Regions from separate parts of the Homo sapiens genome. Here region 1 is linked to region 2. A link is a loop called in an ENCODE intact Hi-C map of the cell type or tissue named here. Cell type or tissue: body of pancreas. All regions are shown on one strand. Links, peaks and the distances in the headings refer to the core of each region. The heading gives the core; the rest is flanking DNA.

Region 1 (10,201 bases), core at 1,907-6,906, 290 kb before region 2:
TGGAAGTGATATCTCCTTTGCCATGTTTTATTAATGTGAAGCAAGTCACACATGCTGCTTACACTTAAGGGGAGGAGATGAAGGGTGAATGCCAGGAGACAGGGTCATGGGAGTGCCTTAGAGACTGTCCACTATACTAGGCAAGGTGGGTGGCTGGGGAAGACATGCCAGATGTGACTTCTCAGAGGAGACACAATCTGAGCTGGCTTTTGAAGAAGGTTAAGAGCCCCAGAATTGCTTGGCAGCCCCAGAACCTAGTCAATGTTTAGCGTTATAGGAGGAAAGAACAAATGTTTGTGAATGACAGTATTGACATCGGGAGAAAAGTCTGGTCACCCTTATAGGAAAGAAGATTGTATTTTACATGAGGCAAAAACAAGAAAAATAATTGTCAAATCTCATCTCAATAGCAATAAGTAACATTAAAGCCCTTCTAGCAATATTAAAATGGGAGAGGTCACTGCATTAATGTCTCAGCAAGCCTCACCAGGAAAGCGTAATGAACATCAAGGGCACTGAAACGACAGGAGATGATCTAATGCAGGAAGCTCCCCAAATACTATATTTATACAAATGATAAATAGGTTTCAAGAAAGGAGAAACCAACTAATGTTGATGACTAGGGAAATAAATAATATTAGAACTTTACACTGCAGTAGCATCTTTCATCTGGGATCCTAAAAAGCTTTAAGAGTAATTAAATTTGGGTGCTGCATCAAAGTAGACCCATTTTTAAAACAAAAATATGGATTTTATGCCCTTCAGCAGATGTAGCACTGAATAGTCTCACAGATAATGAAACAAAACCTGGAGATTATTTTCTCTTGAAGAATGTTTTATCATTGTTTCCAAGGTTCTAAATTTGTAACTAGCTGAGTCTTACGGAAATGCAGGGTGGAGCCACATTTCTTTCTATATATTGGAAAAGAGGCAGCAGTTTCAGCCCAGGTGGAGTGTGTGGGGATTGGGGGTTAGAAGCAGTCCCCATGGAAAACCCACCTAGGGAACAGGAAGCAAACATTGGGTCGCCCTTGACATATGAAAAAATGACATGACATTTGGAAAGCATCCATCTGTGTCAAACTCTGTTCTGGTTTTCAAGTATCATTGTTGGAGTGCCTCTGAGTCTCAAAAGCCTTCTGTGTTTCACATTGTTTCCGTGTCAGAGACAAGTCCATGTTTAGTTACTTGGGAGCAAGCCTCCATTCCTGGTTGGTGGTCTCAGTATGCTACCAGATCTTGCCATCTTACCATTTGAAGCTCCTGTGACCATGTTGAACCCACTCGCAACCTGGGTGTGTCTGTGGGAAGCCTGCATCTCACAGGGACATTAACACCCCTGCTGGGAGACTTAGCGATTCAGACAGGAAGTTTCATCCTCAAAATCAAGTCTCATATGCACCCTTCCATGTTCCACTGTGCCTTCAAGATGTGTGAATCAGCTTGCTGCTTCGGCAGCAGAACGTGGAGACAGCTTTCCACCCCCGGTTTTCCACGGGGCAATACACGGACCATCGTGTGAGCTGGCGGTGCAGAAGCATAAAGCTCCTTGGCCATCATTCCGTTCACAATCATTCCGTTCACAACAGGGCCATGCTGCATCTGGGGAAAGGCCGGTGATCATGTGAGCATGAGTGGTCATGGTCTATAAGGAGGATACAAAAGAATCTCGGAAATAGACACCATTTATTCACCAGTTCCTACTAGAAGAAATAAGTTTTGAGCCCTTCAACTAAAATAATGTGAAGAAATATTCCTGAAGTTAGATAGGCAGAGGATTAGGAATGTGGGAAGATGCTTGACTGAAGGTTCAACCGATCTCCTGTGTTTAATTTATTAATATGGAGTTCTAGCTGGGCATCTGATACTCAAAGACAAGGGAACAAAGCTTCACAGCCTGTTACAGCTTTGGACTTGGCCCAGGCTCATGCCCATCTCCAAAGCGGTCAAGTCCTATTTGTCCTATAAGAAGCACCTGCTGGCCAGGAGCAGTGGCTCACACTTGTAATCCCAGCACTTTGAGGGGCCAAGGCAGACAGATCACGAGGTCAGGAGTTCGAGACCAGCCTGGCCAACACAGTGAAACCCTGTCTCTACTAAAAATATGAAAATTAGCTGGGCGTGGTGGCGGGAGCCTGTAATCCCAGCTACTTGGGAGGCTGAGGCAGGAGAATCGCTTGAACCCGAGAGGCAGAGGTTGCAGTAAGCTGAGATCGTACCGCTGCACTCCAGCCTGGGTGACAGAGCGAGACTCCACCTCAAAAAAAAAAGATGCACCCGCCGTTGACAACCTCCCCAGGCTTCTCATCTATGAGTCATCCACCCTCCCCAAACTCCTCACCATTTATACATGCCTCCCTCGAGACCCTCATCCCTGTGTCCATTCAATTTTAGCAGTTTATGTACACGTCATATCCTCTTTTCAATCAGAAGTAACTCGAGGGCCCTCGCATTTTGGCTCGTATATACTAAGTACTCAGTAAACACCTTGGAAAATGAGTGAATGGCTGTTTAATACCTATTAAAATACAGAGACCAAACGTACACTCGCCCCTCCGGATCTCACTTGGGGAGCAGTGCCTTTGTGCTCAGGAGGGCTGCCATGTTCCTAAATACTTCGGAATACACAGAATTCTGGTATGCTTTCTAGAGACCAGATATACCCAAGCTTCAGCCCAATTTCAGTTTTTAAAAACAGGATCAAGAGGGCCAGATGTGGTGGCGCATGCCTGTGATCCCAGCATTTTGAGAGGCCTTGGAGGGCAGATCACCTGAGGTCAGGAGTTCGAAACCAGCCTGTCCAAAATGGTGAAACCCCATCTCTACTAAAAATACAAAAATTAGCTGGGTGTGGTGGTGCACACCTGTAATCACAGCTACTCAAGAGGCTGAGGCACAAGAGTGGCTTCAACCTGGGAGGCAGAGGTTGCATTGAGCTGAGATTTTACCACTGAACTCCAGCCTGGGTGACAGAGTGAGACTCTGTTTCAAAAAAAAAAAAAAAAACAAAACAAAACAAAAAACAGGATCAAGATTTACGCCTTCCTGAAGAAGTTGAGTCTGGGGTCACAGTCATTAGTATCATGCTTCATAATGACCTTAAGCCTCTTTCAAGTGTGTGATATTCTATTAGGTTGATGCAAAAGTAATTGCGGTTTTTGCCATTCTTTTTTTTTTAAAAAAAAGGCAAAAACCGCAATTACTTTTGCATCAACCTAATATATGCACAGTTTCATAAGCTCTCTGAGGGCAGGACTTCTGTCTATTCTGTTGATGTTATTGTTACCCACACACACTACCTTGTAAGGAAGTCTGCCCACACTGGGCAAACATTAACTATTGACTAAGCGTATCATTTTATTTTAACACAATTAGGAAGCCCTGCATTCCAAGGAACCCCTTTAGCCAAAAGCTGCTGAGTTAGGTCACCAGACTCAGCACACACCTTTTCTAATCTGCTTCTTCAGTCCCTATGAGCCATACAATGCATTCTCTCCTGCCTAGAGTTGGCAATTTCAATTATTTCTTTTCCAGAAAGAAATAAAAGTGTCTGGACTGAAATAGATTTCCCTGTTTGGAAACTAATGCAGTGAGGGGTCTATTTGTTACAAACACTGATAGGCAGCCTTCTCCACAGAGGTGAGCCGTCCTTTCCCATGGGCTCCTCTTTGCTCCTTCCTCTACAGGAATCCATCTACTCTGGTTCATGTACAGAAGGTTACTGTGGTTTTTCCAGGAAACTGCTGCCTGATGAGGGAGGCAAATTTTCTGTGTACAAATTTGAGGACCATTTGTGCAGAAACAGACATAAGTAACAGAATATAAGCCATATTAATGTTTTTATGACTATACTTGGGCCTTCTCAACAATGGTTAAGTGTTGCCAAACTAGCTTTACTTAGTGTTGGCAGGACAGGAGCTGTAATATATAGTTCTTTTTGTCTTGGCAATAAGTCTGGCACTCCTGCCAGAATCTACTCTAAAGGAAATGAACCAGAGACAATAAGTCCATTCAAATGCACTAGCGATTTCTTCCAGCAGGGATTTTTCAATTTCTAAGTTGATACAAATTTTAAAACCACCTATTTTAAGTAGGGAGTGGGAGTTTTATTTTCCAAAAGAAGATGTTATATTTACCAATGTATTTCTGACATCTGTCCGCAACAAGAAATATTATAGTGCCAGGTAATTGAGAAGGTGTCAGAACAAAACAAACATAAAACAAACAAAAACAGAGAGAGATGTATTCCTTTCAAAAGGATGTAAACACAAAATATAATTGATGGGCTTCATTCAGTCAGCCGTTTAATTTGCGGTGTTTAAGTACTTACATAAAATGACATTACTGCTGTGCTATTGTCTCGCTGGTTCCATGCATTTTATTTATGACCATGTGTCTTTGTGAGTGAATAAAAAAATGTGGAGTTGCTAGCAGCAAACCTTACACATTTCAAAACCCAAAACCAAGAAATCCTTGAAGGACCACCTATAAAAAAAAACTTTGTTAACACAAGGTTCAATATTTGCCTGGGTTGGCACAATCCTACTTGGAGGGGAAAAAGGAGGCGGATTTTTCTGGCTTTAGGAGGCGGGATTTCAGGTAAACCACTGTGAAGGTGCCTGTCTACGCCTCTGAATTCTAGAGCCTAGAGCCCCCTGCTGGCTGAAGGAGGAAGAGACCTGAATGGACCCGATGGCCATCATTTCAAACTCCTCATTTTCCCCCCAGGTCATTCATTCATGCAGCAAATATTCGTTGAGGCTTGCTCTGTGCCAGGCACTGTTCTAGGCTCTGGGGATAATCTGTTCAACAAAACATACAGGTCTTTGCCTTACTGGAGTTTACACTGCAAAAAAAGAATTCAAATGGCCGGACGCGGTGGCTCACACCTGTAATCCCAACACTTTGGGAGGCCGAGGCGGACGGATCACCTGGGGTCAGGAGCTCGAGACCAGACTGGCTAGCATTGCAAAACCCCATCTCTACTAAAAATACAAAAAATTAGCCGGGCGTGATGGTGCACACCTTTAGTCCCAGCTACACGGGAGGCTGAGGCAGGAGAGTCACTTGAACCCCAGGAGGCAGAGGTTGCAGTAAGCCAAGATCACGCCATTGCACCCTGGGCGACACAGCAAGACTTCATCTCAAAAAAAAAAAGGAAAAGAAAACCAAATAACCATAAACTATAATGTCACATAGAAATTGATACTAACAGATAAACTATGAATCACAGCACAGCAGGGAGAGGAAGTAAAGAGTGATGGGAGGATGATGTATTTTTAGACAGAAGAACTGAATAAATAAAATGAAGAAGAGGGAGAAATTGGTAGGAGGGGCTTCCAGGAAAGGGGCGGAGCGAGTGTGAGAGCTGGGCGGGGGTCAGGGAGTGCACGGAGCAGTTAGCAGTGCAGAAGGCCCCGGTAGCTGAGCGATGAACCGAAACTTAAAAATGAGCTGAGCCCAATGATGCGGAGCCTTACATGGTAAGAATTTTGGATTTTACAGTAATCCACGGAGAGGCTTGAACAGAGAATTAACTAAATTTGCTTTCCATTCTAAATAGACCATTCTGTGTGCAACAAGAACTAACTGCGAGTGTGAAATCTGAGAGGCCCATTTTGGAGGCTACTGCCATCATATTTCAAACAATTCAATCAATGAATTTCACCAAACTGAAATTCCTGCTGTTTACAACAAGGTTCAGAGAAGAATAAAATATCTTGGTCTCTGCCCTCAGAGAGCTTTCAATCAACTTGGGAAAATAAGATAGGCACACTTCAAATTAAACTTACGAGAGACAGTGAAGGATTGTTCTGGCTTGTACACAAGAGCAATAATAATGAAGATGAAAAAGGTGGTGTCACCAGCAGCCAAGCACCAGCTTGAGGCAGTTTAGCTTCATGGTTAAGAGCACAAGCGCTAGAGCCAGGCTGCTGGGGTTCAGAATTCTGGTGTCATTTACTAGCTGTGTGACCTCTGGCATGTGCCTTGGTTTTCTCTGTGCCTCAGTTTTATGACCTGTAGAATGGATCTAATAATAGGACCTTCCTTATAGGGTTGGTATGAGGAATAAATGTGTGTCAATGTTGTGTAGAAGGTGTTTACATCAGTGTTAGGTAATTTACCAAAACTACTCAAAAGGAAGAAATGTCTCCGAAATCATTATTACTGCAGTAGGTCAGATGTGGTGTGATAGTGACTTACATATCAGTTGTGGAAACAAAATAAAAGGGGCAGTATTTCTGGAAGGTTAACTTAGAAGGTTTGATGACAACAAGATGGTAAATGAAGCATACAAAGGGGTTCAAGATGAACATGAGATCTCAAGCGTAATGATTAGGAAAACAGTAGAAAGGAGAGAAAAAGAGAATTCAGGATGGGAAATTGGTTTGAGAGGCAGGGCAGGTTGGATTTCAGGCATACTGAGTTTGAAGTGGACAAGTGATTAGAAATGTCAGACTAGGGCTCAGAAGAGAGATCAAGGGTATCCTTATGGATTGGAACCTCTTCCTTTGGGGGCTATCTTTGAAGCCATGGAGATGACAGATAACTAAGACAGAAGTGGCTGAAAAAAAAGAGCTCTAAGAATGAAATTTAGGAGACATGACCATAGTTATGGATTAGAAAAGAGGCTGAAGAGGCCGGGCATGGTGGCTCATGCCTGTAATCCCAGCACTTTGGGAGGCCTAGGCAGGCGGGTCACCTAAGGTGAAGAGTTCAAGATCAGTGTGGCCAACATGGTGAAACTCCATCTCTACTAAAAAAAAAAAAAAAAAAAAAAAAAAAAATACAAAAATTAGCCGGGTACAGTGGCAGGTGCCTGTAATCCCAGCTACTAGGGAGGCAGAGGCAGGAGAATTGCTTGAACCTGGGAAGCGGACATTGCGGTGAGCCGAGATCACGCCACTGCACTCCAGCCTGGGCAACAGAGTGAGATTCTATCTCAAAAAAAAAAAAAAAGAAAAAGGAAAAGAGGCCAAAGAGAGGAAAGCATCAGAAAATCAGGAAGAGACATGTTATTTTAGCAAAAATATTGAGAAAGATGGAAAAGCCACTGTCAAACACTACTAAGAGATAAAGGATAACTAAGTATGCCTTTGGAGGAGATCATTAAGAAGTCATTGATGGGCCAGGCAGGTGGCTCATGCCTGTAATCCATCCCAGCACTTTGCGAGGCCGAGGCGGGTGGATCACCTGAGGTCAAGAGTTCGAGACCAGCCTGGCCAATATGGTGAAATGCTGTCTCTACTAAAACTATAAAAATTAGCAGAGTGTGATGGTGCCCGCCTATAATGCCAACTACTTGGGAGGCTGAGGCAGGAGAATCTCTTGAACCCGGGAGGCGGAGGTTGCAGTGAGCTGAGGTCAAGTTACTGCACTCCAGCCTGGGTGACAGAGCCAGACTCTGTCTCAAGGAAAAAAAAAAAAAAGTCATTGATGGCATCAAGAAAGAGTTTCTCAAGTGCAGCTTATCCTAAGGGTCTCTGCTAAATGTTTGTCATGAATGCTGTGCTGTGCCACCCAGATTTCTCCATCAGGACCCAAGGTGCTGTCTCCCCGGGGAGGGTTGTAAGCTGACAGCTCCCAGCGGCTCGGCTGAGGAAAGCCATCTTGCCCAAGGTCGTGCCCGCATCCTGGGGCAGCCTGCAGCAATGGCTGGTTGACTTCGGGGTATAAAAGCCCAGTTTCTTCCCAAAAAGGGACAACTCAAAAGGGCCATTCCAGGTTTCGAGCCATGGAGTCAGCTAGGGCTGAGTCACAACACACTGTGACTGCACTGCCGCCAGCCTCCCCTTCCCCACACAGCGTTGACGCCAGTGAGAAGAAAAGACCCCCAGGACACTTTAAGCAGCAATGCCAATCTCTGAGTCGGGATCTGCTTCCCCAGGAACCCAGAGGCCACAATGTATTAGAAAATTCAATAAAAATAAAAATGATAACATCAGGGAAGAGTTTTGGCACAAAGAGATCAATATAGCATTTAACAGGCCAGGTGCAGTGGTTCATGCTTGTCATCCTAGCAATTTGGGAGGCTGAGGCACGTGGATCACTTGAGTTCAGAAGTTCAAGACCAGCCTGGCCAACATGGTGAAACCCCCATCTCTACTAAATTACAAAAATTAGCCAGGAGTGGTGGTGCATGCCTGTAATCCTAGCTACTTGGGAGACTGAGGCACAAGGATCACTTGAACCCAGGAGGCAAAGGTTACGGTGAGCTGAGATCGCCCACTGCACTCCAGCCTGGGCAACAGAGCAACACTGTGGAAAAAAAAAAGAAAGAAAGAAAGAGAGAAAGAGAGAGAGGGAGAGAGGGAGGGAGGGAGGGAGGAAGGGAGGAAGGAGGGAAGGGAGAAAGAAAACACAAAGAAATAGTATTTAACAGATAAATAAAAATAGTTCCTTAGAAATAGAAATTCTGAAATTGAAAGGGTCAAATTGAGGGAAGTGAATAGGAATGGGCTTTTCTCCAGGACCCCAAACCTATCAGACTTGCAAAAAATGAGATGGTGCCATTTACCTTTGGTGAAAATAGAGTGCTGGGTTTCCTAACCCGATTGATGGTGCTGTCACCGTATAACCTCACAATCTCTTTTAATCTCTGCACTCTTGTCACTTTGCTGCCATCTGGAGAGAGGATTAATTTGATTTGTCCCCCAAGGAGATTAATGTATCTGATTGGATTCCAGCACACGGAGGGATACCATTCTCTAACCCATCAGCACTGTCCATGGCCAGGGTGCAAAAGCCCATCCCACTTCTCCCAAGAAAGAAGCAGCTCTGAGGATCCCGAGACACTGTGGAGATGATGCTTGCAAAGTTCACTTTCACATTGCGCTGTCTTTCTAGCCTTCCCAGTGTTGAAATATCTCTCCATACGCCCAGTGGACCTTCCCATAGCCTATGGGGGTGGGGCAGGGGAAATTCACTGCTTAAGAAAAAGAATGTTCTTTCATGCAACCAAATGTACTATCCAACCCCTCAGATGCTTGGAAAGGCAGGGATCATGCCTGTTTGTTTACCTCTGTACCCCAAGAAACCAGCAAAGTGCCTGAACACACAGAAAGTGCTTGATTGTTGAATAAATGATCTAAAAACTGGTGCTAGGTGGATCACGAATGAAGTAAAAGAAACAATCAGTAAATATAAATGATAAAGATGGCTAGAGACAGTTTGGCTCTGTGTAAATTATGACTAAGTTGGAGTCCTCTTCCGGTCACCTCAGTGAATGTCTCAGTGATCCAGTTGCCCATGGTAGATACTTAAGAAAAGCTCTTTGGACTGAATTAAACTACAATAAAACCTCATTGGTGGAAGCCCAAATAAAAAAGCATATTCATTGGTGCAAATACTTCAGAAGAAGGGACATTATTCATTATTCAGCACAAGGATATGAGAGTGACGAGGAAGAGAAAGACAGGGACAATTTTTAACAATGAGAAGAAAGGAATCCAAAGGTGGGGAGTCTAAGGAAAATGATCGATTATCCACATTAATGGAACTATTCGGTTTAAAGCTTCAAGAATTGGCCTGAGGGACCACCATGAAATTTGCTATCTCAATTAATCCTTGCAAAGTGAAAATAATACATGTTAGCTGTTCTCACCATTCTAAGGACTTTACATGTATCCTCATTTGATCCTCTCAAGAACTCTGTGTGTTAAGTTTGCCAGTACTGCCATCCCCATTTTACAGATGAGGAAACTGAGGTCTAGAGAACTTAAGTGACTTGCCCAAGGTGGCACAGCTGGTAAGTGCAGCCATGGGTCTTCGAACCTGGACAGTCTGACTCCAAGGCCATGCTCTTAACCTGTTCACTGTATCACCTCCTGCAAGGACAAACATTCCACCTTCTTTTCCCCTCTTCAACCCACAGGTAAGTTCTGTATTTCCTGGTTTTTAAACTCTAGAAAGAATGCTCTTGAAGAACAACCATATGACACTTTTTAAAGTGCAATTGATATTTAAGACTCTATCTCTACATTGAGATTCCTAAGAAATAGCATTTTTAATAATATAGATGTTTAAAACAAAACAATACAGAAAGTGGGCTGCATCTGAGGGTAATTTTTTTTTTTGTCTATTTTGTTCACAGCTAAATCCGTGGGCCTAGAATAGTGCCTAGCACATGGCAAGCTTTCAAAAATATTTGTCAAACTTGTGGTTGAACCAAAACAAGATATACAGAATCCCCTATATGGGT
Region 2 (10,201 bases), core at 3,349-8,348:
TATAAAAGATATTTTTATCTAATCAGCTCCTCAACAGCACCCTGTAGTCAATGCCAGTTAGAAATAGAGAAGGTTTAGGTCAAGCCTTTCATATCCTAGTGTCTGGTTGTTTAGTGGAAAGTAATTCAGGTTCCACCTAATCGAATATGTAAGGACCAAATGCAGTATGACTGATTGTTTTGGAATCTAGACCAAGGGTACAGTGAGTATGGAAGCACTTTTCTCTCAGTACCCACAGCAAACATTACTAATTAATCATGAGGTTGGCACGTGAATTGAGATTTATTTACCATCCTCGTAACAAGATTCATACAGCCTGGGAGTGACATCTTGGTTCTGTCTAAATGGTAGTACTGACCTTAAAATTTAGTAATTTTTTTTTTTTTTTTACATTTTGGGGGTGAGGAATCAAATGTAGTCTCTCTTGTTAAAACAGCTTTATGACTGTAATAAATCTAGAAAGAGGAGAAAAGGGAGTGAGAATCTCCCTTGTTAGTTAAGCATGTTCCATTTGCACATTGGTTTGAATTCCCAGGAGAGCAGTATCCGAGCTGATGGATCTTCTCCATAAAAAGGCCTTGGCATTGGGCCATTGTGAAATTAAAATGAATTCAGAGTCATTCATGCATGCAACTTTAATTTACAATTAAAATATTATGGTTACATATTTTAATAAGAATAATTAGATGGACCCAACTGAATCAACTCTTCTGTTTAATGAGACAGAACCCAGACTCCAAATGGAAAGGCAGGTGGCTGTGACAGGAAGCGCATTTCAGACAGTGTCTTTTGTGGAGCTAGGCATTTTTATTCTTTTTATATTCGAATGTCCAGAGTGAGCTGTTTGATTTTTCTACACTACTCAGGATGCTTGCCTCAGCCTTGCTGAACTCATCTTGTGGGGTGTATGAGTGAGCATTTGCTCCAGCTGCACACAGTCCCTTTCATGGAGTCGGACATTCTTGCCCAAGCGCCTGCTCCCTCCTCCATAAGGGCACTGGGCTCTTTCCTTGGCACAGGGCTCACTTGGTGTAACTAGACTGTTCCTCCCTGTGTGATGTGACCTGAAGTGTGGGCTGAAACCCCTTTTGAATGTATGTGTGCATGCGTGCATATCTCCCCTGCTCTCCTGGATCATGATGGCTGCATTCTACTTTTAGAGATTCATCCCTTTAGGATAACTGATTTTCCCCTTCCCAAATGCACATGCTTCATACTAGGTATAACAGCAGCTTCTAGGCAACTCCAGTTATTGACACCTTAGCGATGATATATCCATCACTTCTTTGGCAGGGAATATCCTGAGTAGGACAGGCCGAAGTGGGCCCCAGAGAGTTGCACAAACCATGAGGACCCCACCACTGAGGGAGGAGATGGGGCACTATGGGGAGAGCCGGCAGGGAGGGATGTGTTGCCATTTTGGATGAGCAGCCCCTAAGGTTAATATTAATATGTCTAAGATATGCTTATGCTGACCCATGGTAATATTTTGGACTTCCTCTAGGAAAGCATGCTTTTGATATTCGGAAACTGACTGGAAACTGACTGGTCTGGAACTGATGAATACCTTTAACAAATAAATAATATTAGCTAGGATCCTGTGATGCTGGGTACTTTGATGGGAAGCAACAAGACAGAACATTTTCTCACTCCCCAAAACCTAAATTTGTTGTTCCTCTCTCCCTCCTTTCTTCCTCCCTTTTTCCCCTCCCACCCTCCCTCCCTCCATTTTTCTCAGTCTCTGTTATACTCAGTTATTAAGTGTTCCTGTTTGAAAAAATAGTTAAGTTTCCATAAGAGGCAATTTACAGTCTTCTGTAAGCAAAGAAAGGCAGCTGGGAATATTGTCTTCACACATACACACCAGGTTTCAGAGAAGGCTGTTACCATTCTGAGCGCTACATTAGTGTTACAGGTACTGTGAGGACTCTGATATTTTTTTCTGAGCTTGTCCCAGAGAAAGATCTTCATTCCTTTTTTTTTTCTTAACTCTTCTTCCAGATTTTAAAATAATTGTTCACTGCAGAACATTTTTGGAAAAGTATACAGGAAAAAATAAAACTTTGAGCTATTTCTTTCTAGTCTTTTTCTATATATATGTATATGTCATTTTTAGAAAATTGAGATCATACAGAATTTATAGTTTAATATCTCACTCTTCCAGCTCAGTGTTCTAACACATTTCAAGAAATACTTCACCAGCTCTGATTAAATTAGAAGTGGCTTAGGAAAAGAAAGAATTAGTAAACATAAATTCATCTTTGAATTGTTAAGAAATGAACAAAGAATAACTTTACAGTGGAGAAATCTGACAAACACTTCCTCAGCCAGGTGATCACTGTTAACACCCACAGTGATGTTATGTTGCTAGCATGTGGAAGTGATATCACCTGGAAGTGATAAAAATGGCACTTTACCCTCTGAAATAGGTAGCCTTCCTTCCAAAAACCTATAACACCAATCTAATCATGAGACAAACATCAGACAAATCTGCAGAATACCTGCGAGGGCTCCTCAAATTGTCAAGGTCATGAAAAACAAGGAATGCCTGAGAAGCTGTCATAGCCAAGAGGAGCCCAAGGAAACACAATGACCAAATATAATGTATCTCGAGTGGGATCCTGGAACAACAGATTAATGACATTAGGTGAAAACTAAAGCAATCAAGCAGTCTGGTTTTTTTTTTTTGTTTTTTTTTTTTTTTGAGACCGAGTCTCTCTCTGTCGCCCAGGCTGGAGTGCAGTGGTGCGATCTCGACTCACTGCAAGCTCCACCTCCCGGGTTCACACCATTCTCCTGCCTCAGCCTCCTGAGTAGCTGGGACTACAGGTGCCTGCCACCACGCCCAGCCAATTTTTTGTATTTTTAGTAGAGGCGGGGTTTCACCATGTTAGCCAGGATGGTCTAGATCTCCTGACCTCGTGATCCGCCCGCCTCGGCCTCCCAAAGTGCTGGGATTACAGGTGTGAGCCACTGTGCCCGACCAGCAATCTTAATGAAGTATGGACTTCAGTTAATAATAACATGTCAATATTGATTAATGAATTGTTACAAAGGCAGCATGCTAATATAAAATGTTAATAATAGGGGAAGCTGGGTGTGGGATATGTAGGACCACTCTGTACTATCTTCATAATTTCTCTATATCTAAAACTGTTTAAAATAAAAAGTTTATTTTAAAACAAATATCATTGACATATATATGCTCACATAAAAAGATTCTGAAAGATTGTATAGTGAATAAACCAATAAACAAAATAGTATTTATAAATGTAGGTTATGCTCCTGTTTGTGTTAAAAAATTGCATAAAGCTGGGTGTGTTGGTGCATGCATGTAATTCCAGCTACTTGGCCAAGGCGAGATCACTTGAGCCCAGGAGTTCAAGGCTGCATTGAGCGATCATCAATAGCCACAACATTCCACCCTATGCAATGGAGTAAGACCTTGCCTCTTCAACCCCCAAAACAAAAAAATACGCAAGGTAGAGATGATAATAAAATGAACCCCCATATGTGTACCTACCAACCAGCTTCAACAATTTACTAACTCATTATTAACTCATAGCCGAGCTATATCCCCACCCCACCTATTTCCTCCTGCTACCACAGTCAATTATTTGGAAACAAATTCTAGATATTATATAATTTCATCTGTAAATATTTCAGTATGCATTTCTAACAAATGACCTTTTTAAAAAATGAACCACATAATCACATGTTAAATAATTAAACAATTCCTTCATATCATCAAATATTCAATGTGCAAATTACCTTGATTATTTTGAAAAAAATTATATACTTGGTTGTTCTAATTCTCTATTTAATTAGGATTCAGATAAGGACCACACATTGCATTTGGTTGATACATTGTTTAAAGTCTTTAATTCTCTCTTTTCCCCCTTTTGCAATTTATTTGTGGAAGAAATTGCATCTTTTGCCTTATGGAGGTTTTCACATTCTAGATTTTGCTGATTGCATCCTTGTGGATGCCAATTATTTCTTACTGCAGAAGAGGAGGTTTTTTTTTTCTGCACTTTTCCTGATGTGTTACAAGATATGAAAAGGTAACTCGCTGATTTGGGATACTACTTGTGTAAAGAAACTTGCAACATTGTGAGCTATTATAAGTCATGTAAAAGGCAGGTCTAGCTAAATCTCATTCACAGTTGTTTATCCTGAAGTAATAAAAGCTTCTCAAAAAATCATCATTCAGTACCACCAGAGGATGGTATTTAAACATACTCCATGCTGTAGAGTGGCAAGTAATATCCCTTGTCATATGTCTCTTAAGTTATTTGTTACAGCTGTTATTAGGAAATAAAGAAAGGTTGCTTGATATATTCCTTTTGCCCTTCTATTTTGTTATTTGTAAAGAATATAGTATATGAAATGTGCTAGATTTTAGTTGTGAAATTGTTATATGGGGGTCCTGAATAGCACTCTGGTGATTAACACACTGGTAAATGCTTTTTTTTTTTTTTTTTTTTTTTGGTGGGGAGACAGAGTCTTGGTCTGTCGGCCAGGCTGGAGTGCAGTGGCACGATCTCAGTTGCTCACTGCAACCTCCGCCTCCCAGACTCACGCAATTCTCCTGCCTCAGCCTCCCGAGTAGCTGGGATTACAAGTGTGTGCCACCACACCTGGCTAATTTTTGTATTTTTAGCAGAGACGGGGTTTCACCATGTTGGCCAGGCTGTTCTCAAACTCCTCACCTCAGGTAATCTGCCTGCCTTGGCCTCCCAAAGTGCTGGGATTATAGGCTTGAGCCACCACGCCCAGCCCACACTGGTAAATTCTATAATCATTAGTTGTATGGAAAAGTACCTAGCGCATTGTTGTTGCACAATATATTTTAAGTGAATGAATGAGTCTCCAGTGTAAATACATGAACATGTAAAACACTACTTTGAAATAGGAAAAAAAATGTCCCAAGAAAAAGAACAAACTGAGACAAGTTTACATTTTTATGTTAGAAAATTCTCATCAAAGCTATGAAAAATTAGTATTCACTTAACACCTAGACATTCTGCTTTATTAGCTTTCGTCTTTTGTGATCTTTCTGTAATCTAAGTAAATATTTTTACAGTTAACACCTACTCATCTTTACTGTGCTACAAAGATTCAAACTAAGCTATGATGGAAAATTTTAAAAAACACACCTATCACAATGGCTAAAATAAAAAATAGTGATAATCCCCCTGGAAACTGTAATAGGTATGTATGATATATCATTGTAGGGTTAATTGTATTTCCCTAGTGGTTAACGATGTCGAACATCTTTCTACGTGCTTGTTTGCCATCTGTATGCCCTATTTGGGTGAAATGTCTCTTCATATCTTTTGCTTGTTTTCTAATTGAATTCTATTTTTTAAATAAGAGTAAGTGAATGAGTGTTTTGAGACAGGGTCTCTCTTGTTGAGGCTGGAGTGCAGTGGTGTGATCTCAGCTCACTGCAACCTCCCACCCACCCACCAGGCTCAAGCAATCCTCCCACCTCAGCTTCCTGAGTAGCTGGGACTACAAGTGTGAGCCAGTACACTCAGCTAATTTTTAATTAGTTTTTAAATGTTTGTTTAAATGTTTGTTTAATTAGTTTTTAAATGTTTCACCATGTTTCCCAGGCTGGTCTTGAACTCCTGAGCTCAAGTGATCCTCCCACCTTGGCCTCCCAAAGTGCTGGGATTACAGGAGAGAGCCACCTCACCCGTCTGATAGTTTTGTTTTTTTTTAAAATATATTCTAGATGCAAGTCCTTTATGGGATGTGTAGTTTGCAAATATTTCTTCAATCTTTAATTTGCCCTTTTAACCTTATTCACGGCATCTTTTGCAAAGCAAAGATTTTTAGTTTGGTGAAGCCTAATTGATCACTTTTTCCTTATGTGGATTGCCCTTTTGAGATAAGTTGAAGAACTCTTCTCCTAGTCCTAGGCCGAAAGATTTTCTTTGATTTTTTTTTTTTCTAAAAGTTTTTCTAAAAGTTTTCTCTGATGTTTTGTGTTTGACATTTACATCTGTGGTTTGGTTGGTGTTGATTTTTGTATAAGGTGCACGCTTTAGGTTGAGGTTCATCTCTTGGCCTGTGGATGTCCAGTTGTTCCATAATCATTTGTTGAGAGGCTTTTCCTTCTCCTTTGAATTGTTTTTGCACCTTTGTCAAAAATCAGGTGGGCGTATTTGTGTAGGTCTCCCTCTGGGTTTTCTGTTCTCTTTCACTGATCTTCTGTGTCTATCCCTCTCTAGGACTCCATTGTCTTGCTGCTGTAGCCTTAACATTGGGAAGAAGGCTTCCTCCCACTTTATTCTTTTTCAAAAATTTTTTGGCTATTCTAAGACATTTCCCTTTCCATATAAATTTTAGAATAAGCCCATCTATGTCTTCAAAAAAAGTCTTGCTGAGATTTTTTATAGGAATTGTGTTAAACCTACAGATCAATTTGGGGAGAATTTCTCTCTTTACTATGTTGCGTCTTCCAATTTATGAACATAGTGTGTCTCTGCTTTGATTCCTTTCAATAGCATCTTAGATTTTCAGCATAGAGGACCTCTGCTTTTTAAAAAATCTTGTCAATCAGTTGGTTAATTCTGAAACATTTAATATGCACTTACTATGTGCTAGTACCATGCTTGGTGCTAGAAATACAAAAATGAAATACAAAGCTTTAAGAAGCCAGAAGGACAGAGTTTGAGAAGAGCATGTTGTCTGAACTGGCATTTTAGCTAATAAAAGCAGAAAAAACTTCCCCCTCCAAAACAATACAATTACAGTGAAATTGGAAATTGCCTAATATTTATTATTAGTAAAAGAATCACGAGATAGAACATGTTTGAGAGTACAGTCTTTGGAACAAGGCAGATCTGAGTTTGAAACTTAGCTCAGGCTGGTCATTTGACTTTGGGCCAGTTGCTTAAGCTTTAGAAGCCTCATTTAAAAAATCTGTAAAGTAGGATGAGAATATACTGAGCTCTGAGGGTTGTTGTAAAGATTGAAGAAAACATTTGTGAAACGGTATAATGCCTGCCACATGTCAAGTGCCCTGGTATAATACAATACAGTTATTTTTATTATTAGTTTCATCTCACTTAAGGGCTAAGGAAAAAAATGATAGGGTAGAAGTGGATAATGGTCAAACCTGGGGTGTGGGGATGGGGGAAAAACAGGGAACATTGAAATCAAAGGCTGATTATTATAGGATAACACAGGAATTAGATCTTCAAAGAGTCTAGGAGTCTTTCTTTAGAAGTCTGTTTTCACATGGAGAACAGCAGGGACAGTTAGTCTAAATTTTTAATTCCACTCTGCCTGGCTTTCTCATACTACATATAGTCATTAGGCCCAAGAAGTCATTAAAGTGTTTAATAAGGTTATTAAATTGACTAACTGCAGCTGCTGAAGCAATTTTCCTAGGAAATCCATATGATTCTAGGTAAGGGGCTGTGGAACTGTCCTCTGTGGCTGACAGCCTGTCAACATTCCTTTGAAGGATGGCGGGCAGTGTCGTGAGGGATGCGTCTAATTAAGAGATTAGAGGTGAACCTTGGCTTCCTGGGTGTGCTATTTGTAGCTGAGAGTATGGGGAAACTTCACTAATTCCTACTAATTGCAGAGTGGGGGAGGAGGAGACCCATGTGAATTATAGAATATTTTAAAATAAATGTACTTTTATTACTTTCAAGTACATATTTTAACTCCCACTAGGCCAACAAATTGTTGCCTGGTACAAGTCTTAGGGGACTAAGTTACTGAAGCTATCAGAAGGATTTTCAATTATTTCTATGTAAATAGGTGCTTCTGGAGTTCTTTAGGGTGCTAGAAAACAGTTTGTTCTCCCAGATCTTAAACATTGCTCTTGGATCCTTATGCTGTTAATTGGCACATCCTTAGAGGAAGGGGTTTGTTAAATTAAGATAAACTTAGACCAGCTGCTAAATAACTTATCATTAATTCATGGAGCCCAAGAACCCAAGTAGATGAGGTTTTAATTTCAAGTGAAGTTTGATTTTCCTTTCCTGAAGGCAGTTTGTTTATTCCTACAGGCATTTATTTATTCATTAAATGATACTAATGGAAGGCATTGGATGTATGAGGCATTCAAGTCTTACAAGACAGCCTAAGCTGCCCTACAGGAGCTTAGCGTCTGCTAGAGGAGGCCTACAGGTAATTACAATACAGCACAGTAGGATGTGGTGAGTAGGGACTATGCCCAAGGCAATCCCAGAGACATTAGGGGCCCAGAGGAGGGTCAAATAAGTCATACTGGGTGAATCTGAGAAGGGTTCCCAGAAAAAGTGGTGACCGAGTTGCATTTGAAAAATGAATTGGAGTTGGCAAAAAATAGTAGAAGAAAAGAGAAGATTAAAAAAAAAAAAAAAAAAAGGCAGTAGGGTGGCCTAGCAATCCAGGCAGAGAACAGCTTAGTTAAAGGCATGGAAGTGTGAAGTGGCATGTTGCTTATGGGGACCTATGCTTAGCCTTTGAAGATAAGCAGAGTGAAAATCATGAAAGGCTGTATTGTGCTAGCTGAGGAGTTTGAACTTGAAGGTTATGGGGCAACCTTTGAAGGATTTTCAGAAGGAAAGCAACATCATCAGATACGTGTTTTGGAGCCATTCTTGTCTTCATGTGGGGAATGCACTGGATATGGGCCCCGAAATAAATTAGCAGTTCTTGCATTAATGTTGGGCAAGAGGTCCTTGAACCAAGGCAGTAGCAGAGGGAATAGTTGTCAGTGGTTCCAAGGAGAATGACTATGAAGGACTTGGTCTGTGTGGATTTGGGGAATGAGTCAAACAGAGGGGTCTAGGAGAACTGGGTTTCTAGCTGGGGTTGGTGGGAGATGCTCTTCACTGAGAAGGGGAGCAGGATGCTGTGGGAAGGGTATGGACATGGCGTGCTCAAGGGACTTCTAGGTGGATCAGGCTAGAGGCTGGATCCATGGGAGAGGTGCCTGCACTGGGATGGAGCTTTGGGTGGGGTCCATCAGCTCATGGGAGGGGGTTGAATGTGTTTGGATGAGGTCACCCTAGAATTGCAATAGTGTGCAAAGAACAACAGCCTGGGTTGGCTCTCAGGCACAGAAACGTTTCAGGATGCAGAGAGGGAAGAAGTTTGCCATCCACAAGAGAATAGTGATATTTAGCACTCCAACCAAATTAAAGATTTTCAGGATTGAAACAATATGTGGAGTCTTAGTGCTGCAATGAATTTTGAGTGTGCATTTAAAAGTTTAAGAGACACACACACATACACGGTGACAAGAGATGGAGGTGAAAAGCATAGGCCAAGAGCAGAGTACCTGGATTTTTGCTTCTGTTTCCATCCCTGGGCAGAATCTGCTTTATCACACTGTGATTAGGGGATATTATGGATATTTGGTTTAAAAATGGTTTTTAAATCCCTCTTATAATTTAGAATGTGCTTTTAAGAAATGATGGTTGTCTCTTAATGCGCATGAAAAAAATAAAGAAATAGAGAAGAAGAAATACTGGCTGGGGCACAGTGGCTCATGCCTATAATCCCAGCACTTTGGGAGGCTGAGGCAGGGGTGTTGCTTGAGCCTAGGAGTTCAGAATCAGCCTGGGCAACATAGCAAGACCCCATCTCTAAAAAAATTAAAAAATTAGCTGGGCATGGTGGCACCCGCCTGTAGTCCAGCTACTGGGGGCGGGGTTGGCTAAGGTAGGAGGATCATTTTAGCCCTGGAGTTTGAGGCTGCAGTGAGCTGAGATCGTACCACTGCACTCCAGTCTGGGTGACAGAGTGAGACCCTATCTCAAAAAACAGAAAAAAGAAAAGAAATAATGGCCAAAGAGCATCACTATAGTGTTATCTTGTGTTTTTTTTTTTTTTTTTTTGACCAAGTCTTGCTGTTGTTGGCCCGGGCTGGAGTGCATTTAGTGGCGTGATCTTGCTGCAACCTCCGCCTCCTGGGTTCCAGCAATTTTCCTGCCTCAGCCTCCTGAGTAGCTGAGATTACAGGCGCCCAACACCATGCCCAGCTAATTTTTGTATTTTTAGTAGAGATGGGGTTTCACTATGTTGGCCAGGCTGGTCTCGAACACCCGACCTCTGGTGATCCACCCGCCTCAGCCTCCCAAAGTGCTGGGATTACAGGTGTGAGCCCTGCCTATCTTGTTCTTATTCTATCCCCTAAATGATTTTAAAAATACACAATGAAAATATTTTAAAAGAAGACTTTTTG

The links. A loop is a pair of places that touch in the nucleus more often than their neighbours do. Peaks named below come from ENCODE experiments on the same cell type or tissue, not always from the same donor. Only the 100,000 strongest peaks of a DNase experiment are listed, where the experiment ranks them.
Region 1: a loop joins it to region 2, with 3 times the contacts of the local background. A loop is called at or near these places in 21 of 110 quality-filtered maps.

Annotation. Positions count from the first base shown.
Region 1 is chr7:26,057,213-26,067,413 of GRCh38, forward strand. It overlaps LOC105375199 (a long non-coding RNA gene), which reads right to left. Exons shown (of 7, transcript XR_927114.3): 3 at 4,331-4,485; 4 at 1,252-1,602. Among named protein-coding and RNA genes, the nearest start is that of NFE2L3, 90 kb to the right of the region's middle. In body of pancreas, for the core only: a CTCF peak has its summit at 4,661 (motif pointing left); a DNase peak (open chromatin) is centred at 4,639; H3K27ac peaks cover 1,414 bases.
Region 2 is chr7:26,348,971-26,359,171 of GRCh38, forward strand. The region is part of intron 2 of SNX10 (sorting nexin 10); the gene reads left to right. Among named protein-coding and RNA genes, the nearest start is that of LINC02981, 44 kb to the right of the region's middle. In body of pancreas, for the core only: no CTCF peak of the experiment used is centred there; no DNase peak of the experiment used is centred there.